2 separate regions of the Homo sapiens genome follow, and region 2 is linked to region 1. A link is a contact called in ENCODE Hi-C or POLR2A ChIA-PET data. All regions are on one chromosome and are shown on one strand. Each heading gives the region's core, a stretch centred on a gene start or an enhancer-like site at or near the end of the contact. The rest is flanking DNA. Distances are from core to core; before and after follow the strand shown. Region 1 holds the start of ZNF75A (zinc finger protein 75A). Region 2 has its middle 8.1 kb from the start of CLDN9.

Region 1 (2,841 bases), core at 235-2,734:
GATTCCATCTCCAAAAAAAAAAAAAAAAGTTATTTAAAACTTATGAACTGTTTATTTCTGGAGTTTTCCATTTAATATTTTTTGGATGGCAGTTGACAGCGGGTAAGTGAAACCCAGATACAGTGGGGGGAGGGGGTACTACAGAAAGTAAAAAAGTAGCCTATTTTCAGACAATGTCTCCCAAGTAAGCAACAAGATGCTCATCATTCTTTGCAACACACATAAAGGGTGCCATGCAGATGATTTATACGAATTTTGTTTTTTTTTTTGAGATGGAGTCTCGCCCTGTCACCCAGGCTGGAGTGCAGTGGCGTGATCTCAGCTCACTGCAACTTCCACCTCCCCGGTTGAAGCCATTCTCCTGCCTCAGCCTCCCGACTAGCTGGGATTACAGGCGCGTGCCACCATGCCCGGCTAATTTTTGTGTTTTTAGTAGAGACAGGGTTTCACCATCTTGGCCAGGGTGGTCTCGATCTCCTGACCTCGTGATCCACCCATCTTGGCCTCCCAAAGTGCTGGGATTACAGGCGTCAAACACCGCGCCAGGCCTATATGAATTTTTAACTGTGCTTACTTGATCTGGAGAAAATTACAGCTGACCTCTGTTTACAAAATATCAACTTGTAAAAAAGGATATTTTATTTACAAAATATCAAGTCGTATTTTCTTTCTGTCGCTGATGTTTATGAAATATCAACTCCAACAGGAGTTGGTGACGATGAAAGTGAAACTTTCTGCTGACTTTGTATTTCTCCAAAGGTCATTTAGACTTCTAAGGGGGGCTGAGGAGAGCCGTGAGCCTCACTTTTCCTGAAGTGAGCCAGCAGAAACGGCACCGAAATTCTGCCCAGGATGCCACCGGTATTCAAAGAAGTGGCCAGCTCCTTGCTGCCCACCCCGGTTCCAGAAGCAAAGAGACACTTCCTATGTTTTTGCATCAGTAGAAGCTGCTAGCCCTGAGGCTCAACCGACCGCATGACATCGGCCGGACACGGAAATGCCGGCGGAGGCGGGAAAGAGTCTGCGGGCGCAGCTGCAGGCACTGCTGCCCGCCAGCACTCGGATTCGCCACAGCCTGTGTCTGCGACAGGCGTGCCCGTGGGCACTGGGCAAGCGGGCAGTGTCCCAGCGAGCTTCAGCCGCGCCTCTGGGATACAGCTGCGAAAAGCGGGGAGAGAATGGTTTCTCGTGCCCGACGGTGGCCCCGCCTCAGGCTCCAGCCGCGCGGCCCGGAAGCGCCGCGGCCACCGCCTACGGAAAATGGCTGCCTCCCTGCGGCCGCCGCCGCTCCAGCGGCTCCAGGGTCGAAGCCATAGGGGAAGCCGCTTCTCGGTTACCTCGGCCAGCTTGGCTTCCGTGGAGGCCGCTCCTCGCTTTCTGAGGCTCAAACGCAAGCCACCGCCCGAAAGGCCGCCGATCTGAGGAGCGCAACCGCCAGCCCACCGCTGGCCTACCGCAGCCCTGTCCAGGTACAGAGCCAGAGCGCCGGCCGGAAGTGGAAGTGACGCTTTCCGAGGGTGGCGCAGGCCCGCCCTCTGGCTAAGGCGCCTGAGCCCGGCCTACTTCCTCGCCAGAGAAACTGCTGTCTTCCCCGGCGGTAGGGAAGGGTTAATGCCACCGAGTATCCAGACCCGCTGAAGCCTAGAGGGCCTTGTACCGGCTCACCGCGTGGCTGTCGCTGTCTCGTGTCCCCAGTGGGGGAGGCGTCGCACTGCCGCGTCTGTTCTGCGTGGCTGTCGGGCGGCGTTTGGTCCCGGGAGCCTCGCCGGGTAAGGGTCGCCTCCCAGCTGCGCGCGCCGCGTTCTCGGGCTTCCCGCGGCCCGGCCGGCCGTGCTCGAGCTGTTGCTGGGCTCGTCGCCGCCTCCTCGAGGAAGAGGCATTTTGTCCGGGTCGGGCCACTCGCTAGGTCAGAAACAGCGGCCCCCCGAGGGTTTTGTACCGTTTTCTAGGTCTCGTGACGCATTCCCCACAACTATTTTTTCTTGAGGTAGGTTTGAACCTGTGAAATAGGTTCTTTTTCTATCTCTCCTTGACAGAGAAACGGAGACCTAAGAAGTGACTTGCTCAGGGTCACATAGCTCAGCAGTGGCGGCCGCTAATCGGAAATAGCTCTCCTGTTGTGGTATCCTCTGCGTTTTCCACTCCAGTATTCTTCCCTGGAAAATGGGAACCTTGTTTTCATCTTATATCTCATGCAGCGCCTAACATAGTCACCTGGTAAGATAGGCATTCCACACATATTTACTGAATCATAGTTATAAGAATCTGAGTGTTTTGGGTGTTCAGTGATCTCTGAATTAATCCGTTTTTGTAATGTCAGTCTGTACCAGTTGAGGGATTATTTAATAAGTCCAGTATGAGTGGTTTCGGAATTACCAGTTTTTGTAACGTCAGCTTATACCAGTCAAGGGACTATTTATTAAGTCAGCTATGTGTAGCCAATATTGCAGAGTTGAGTAAGAAGTCTTTGTCCTTAAGCAATCTCTTGAAAGGACTGAGCAATTTCGTGAATATCAGTAACACAAGGGTAAGAATAGGACATAAACTGAATGCTGTGAGAACTCCAAGAAAATCCAAGTTGATTTGGGGTTGGGGGAAATTATAAAAGACCTTGAGGGATTTTGTCCACAGCAGGGAATGGAGACACTTTCCAGGCAGAGGGAAGGGTAGGAGTAAAGGCTTTAAAAGCTGGAAACATTAGACTGTGAGATCTTAGGTACGTTTTTACTGAGTTGGGCTGCATTTAGAGGAAGAGTTTTAAAAGTTAGAAAACGAGTTTATGTGGCACTTATACTGGAGTCCTTTGAATGGGAATGAAAAGAGTGCATTTAAGAAAGTAAA
Region 2 (2,841 bases), core at 182-2,681, 300 kb after region 1:
AGCCCACTGAGAAAGAATTTTCGCCTGATTACCTGAGCTCAGGCCACCTAGGGAACAAAGAGAACTTTATTAAGTTGTAGAGGCTGCACAGAAACTGGCAGGTGGGGTGCAGGCAAAGCTGGAGAGAACAGGAGCTTCCTCTCAGGGCCCAGCCCGGGTGGGGGTGGGGGAAGCTCTCCTGTCCCATGGGGATGACTTCACAGCCCTTGCATGTGACCCTTGGGTCCAGTATCGATCCCCACCACTGCTTCCCTGGTGCGCACAGCCAGCCCGACCCCTGGATCTGTTTCAGTTGAAAATTTGACTTCTGAAGACTTTTCAAAGGCCGGGCGCAGTGGCTTATGCCTGTAATCCCAGCAGTTTGGGAGACGGGCGGATCACCTGAGGTCTGGAGTTTGAGACCAGCCTGACCAAAATGGAGAAACCCCGTCTCTACTAAAAATAGAAAATTAGCTGGGCGTGGTGGCGCATGCCTGTAAACTCAGCTACTCAGGAGGCTGAGGCAGGAGAATCGCTTGAACCCAGGAGGCGGAGGCTGTGGTGAGCCGAGATTATGCCATTGCACTCCAGCCTGGGCAACAAGAACGAAACTCCGTCTCAAAAAAAAAAAAAAAAAAAAAAAGACTTTTGCGGCAGGATCAGAATTTTCAAGAGCCATACACTGAGGATGGCCTTAGCCATGGCATCCAGACCCTTTATTTATAAGAGAAATGAAATATTTGGATATAGTTAAAGCACTTTAAACTTTTTTTTTTTTTTTTGAGACGGAGTTTAGCTCTTGTTGCCTAGGCTGGAGTGCAATGGCACCATCTCGGCTCACCCCAACCTCCGCCTCCCGGGTTCAAGCGATTCTCCTGCCTCAGCCTCCCGAGTAGCTGGGATTACAGGCATGTGCCACCACGCCCGGCTAATTTTGTATTTTTAGTAGAGACAGGGTTTCTCCATGTTGGTCAGGCTGGTCTCAAACTCCTGACCTCAGGTGATCCGCCAGCCTCAGCCTCCCAAAGTGCTGGGATTATAGGCGGGAGCCACCGCGCCCGGCCCAGCACTTTAAACTTTTGTTTTCATACCCTTGATCCCCATTTCCTTGGACACGTGCTGTGGGCCCCGCCCGCTGCCCTGATCACTAGCCAGGTTATCAGCCCAGGGGACGGGTTACATTCTCAAATAACCTAGCAAGAGGCCTGCTGGAGGGCAGCAGGGGAAAATGGAAGACCCGAATCTTTAGACAAGTCTATTTTCAGACTCGCTCCTTTCTCTACCAAACCTGAGCTGCTTCCGATTCTCCTTCTCTCTTCCCCAAACTGGGCTCTAACCCCCGTCCTCTGAATCCATGCCCGGGGAAGGTGGCTACGGGCACTGGCCCTGTCGGGGGCTGCCTACTCACCCGCCGCGGGAGGGGCCAGGTCAGCAGGGCGGCGACAGGAAGAAATGCGGGGACAGGGGCACGGGCGGTGGCAGGGGAAAGGCGGACAGCAGCCATGGGTCGCGGGTCTCGGGGGCCGTCAGCAGGCTGAAGGGAGAGGGTCGCGCGGGCAGCGGCGGAAGCGGATGCGGCGGCGGCTCGGAGACCAGGGGCGGGCGGACGAGCGCGCCCACGGGCCCAGGGGCTGAGGCGACGGCGGACACGGGCAGCGGAAGCAGCGGTAGGAGCGCGGGCGGAGCGCGCGGGCGCGGGCAGGCGCGGCAGGTCCTGCAGTGCGAGCACGGCGGCGGAGAGCGCGGGTGAGCAGGCTTCGGGCGGCAGCTCGGGCAGTGCCAGATGCGCGCCGGGGCCCCAGGGCGCCAGCGGCTCGGGCCGCAGCGGGAGCGCGGGCAGCGGTGGCAGCTCGGCCAGGGCGAGAGCGGAGGGCGTCGGCGGCCCGGGGCTCAGGCCGGGCGGCAGGCCGGGCAACGGCGGGTGCGGCAGGGACGGCGGGGGCAGCGGGGTGGGCGGCAGCGTCGAGCGGGCCCGGCCCAATCGCGAGTGGGCGCGGGCGCGGGCGAGCCGCGGGTGCGAGCTGGAGCGGGGCAGCCGCGCCGCCAGCTTGGCTGCGGCCGCCACCCCGGTTGCGGCCGCCAGCCCAGGGCCCCAGAGCGCGCCGCCAGCCGTGACCTGGTACCTCGGGAGGTGGCCAAGCGCCGCACTCCGAGCGGCCCAGCCAATCGCAGATGCTCGCCGCCGCACCCCAACCAATCACGGGCCAGTGCGCTCGCGGTCTACGGGTCCCACCCGGCAGCTGTCAAGGGCTACCCTTGGCAGCCAATCAGAGATATGAGCGCGCTCCGCCAAGTTCTTCTTCCCGCCCTCTCCTGGTCCCAGCCAATCGCTGTGTCCCAGGTGCCGCAGCTGCTCCCCGCCCTCAGCTAGCCTGGCTATCAGGCGCTGCACACGCGCAGTGGGCGCCCCCACCTGGCTTGAGGATCTGCGGATTCGCTGCGACACCGAGGCGCGGCGCCTCACCAATTTTTTTTTTGTTTGTTTTTTAGGTGGCTTTTTTGGGGACTGAGCCCCTCACTCTGGCGCCCAGGCTACATTGCAGTGGCGCGGTCTTGGCTCAGTGAAGCCTCGACCTGCCGGACTAAAGCAGTTCTCCCGCCTCAGCCTCCCCAAGTAGCCGGGACTACAGGTGCACGCCACCACACCCGGCTAATTATTATGGTCTTTAAATTTAAAAAAAAAATTTTTTTTAGACGGAGTCTCGCTCTATCCCCCAGGCTGGAGTGCATTGGCGCAGTCTCAGCTGCAACCTCCGCCTCCTGGTTCAAACGAGTCTCCTGCCTCAGCCTCCTGAGCAGATGGGATTACGGGCGCCCGCCACCATGCCCGGCTAATTTTTGTGTTTTTAGTAGAGACGGGGT

Evidence for each region. A loop is a pair of places that touch in the nucleus more often than their neighbours do. ChIA-PET counts read pairs that join two places held with the same protein, here RNA polymerase II (POLR2A). Pooled maps may share reads with other maps.
Region 2: a pooled map shows a loop between it and region 1 (7-fold over the local background). The contact joins the enhancer-like site here to the promoter of ZNF75A in region 1. A Hi-C loop is called at or near these places in 2 of 50 pooled maps. POLR2A ChIA-PET finds 5 or more read pairs at or near these places in 4 of 52 experiments (AG04450, CD8-positive, alpha-beta T cell, WTC11 and 1 more).

What each region holds. Positions count from the first base shown.
Region 1 is chr16:3,304,140-3,306,980 of GRCh38, reverse strand. It overlaps ZNF75A (zinc finger protein 75A), which reads right to left and starts at 1,484. Exons shown (of 7, transcript NM_001302109.2): 1 at 1,338-1,484. It overlaps TIGD7 (tigger transposable element derived 7), which reads left to right and starts at 1,551. Exons shown (of 2, transcript NM_033208.4): 1 at 1,551-1,769. RefSeq lists an enhancer at 1,461-1,990.
Region 2 is chr16:3,003,426-3,006,266 of GRCh38, reverse strand. No RefSeq gene overlaps it. Among named protein-coding and RNA genes, the nearest start is that of CLDN9, 8.1 kb to the left of the region's middle. RefSeq lists enhancers at 5-299, 2,105-2,399, 1,546-2,504 and silencers at 1,961-2,050, 2,061-2,160, 2,105-2,399, 2,147-2,440. Within about 2 kb of position 1,431, at least 13 of the 41 ENCODE cell types and tissues checked have a DNase peak (open chromatin) inside an H3K27ac peak, as active enhancers do.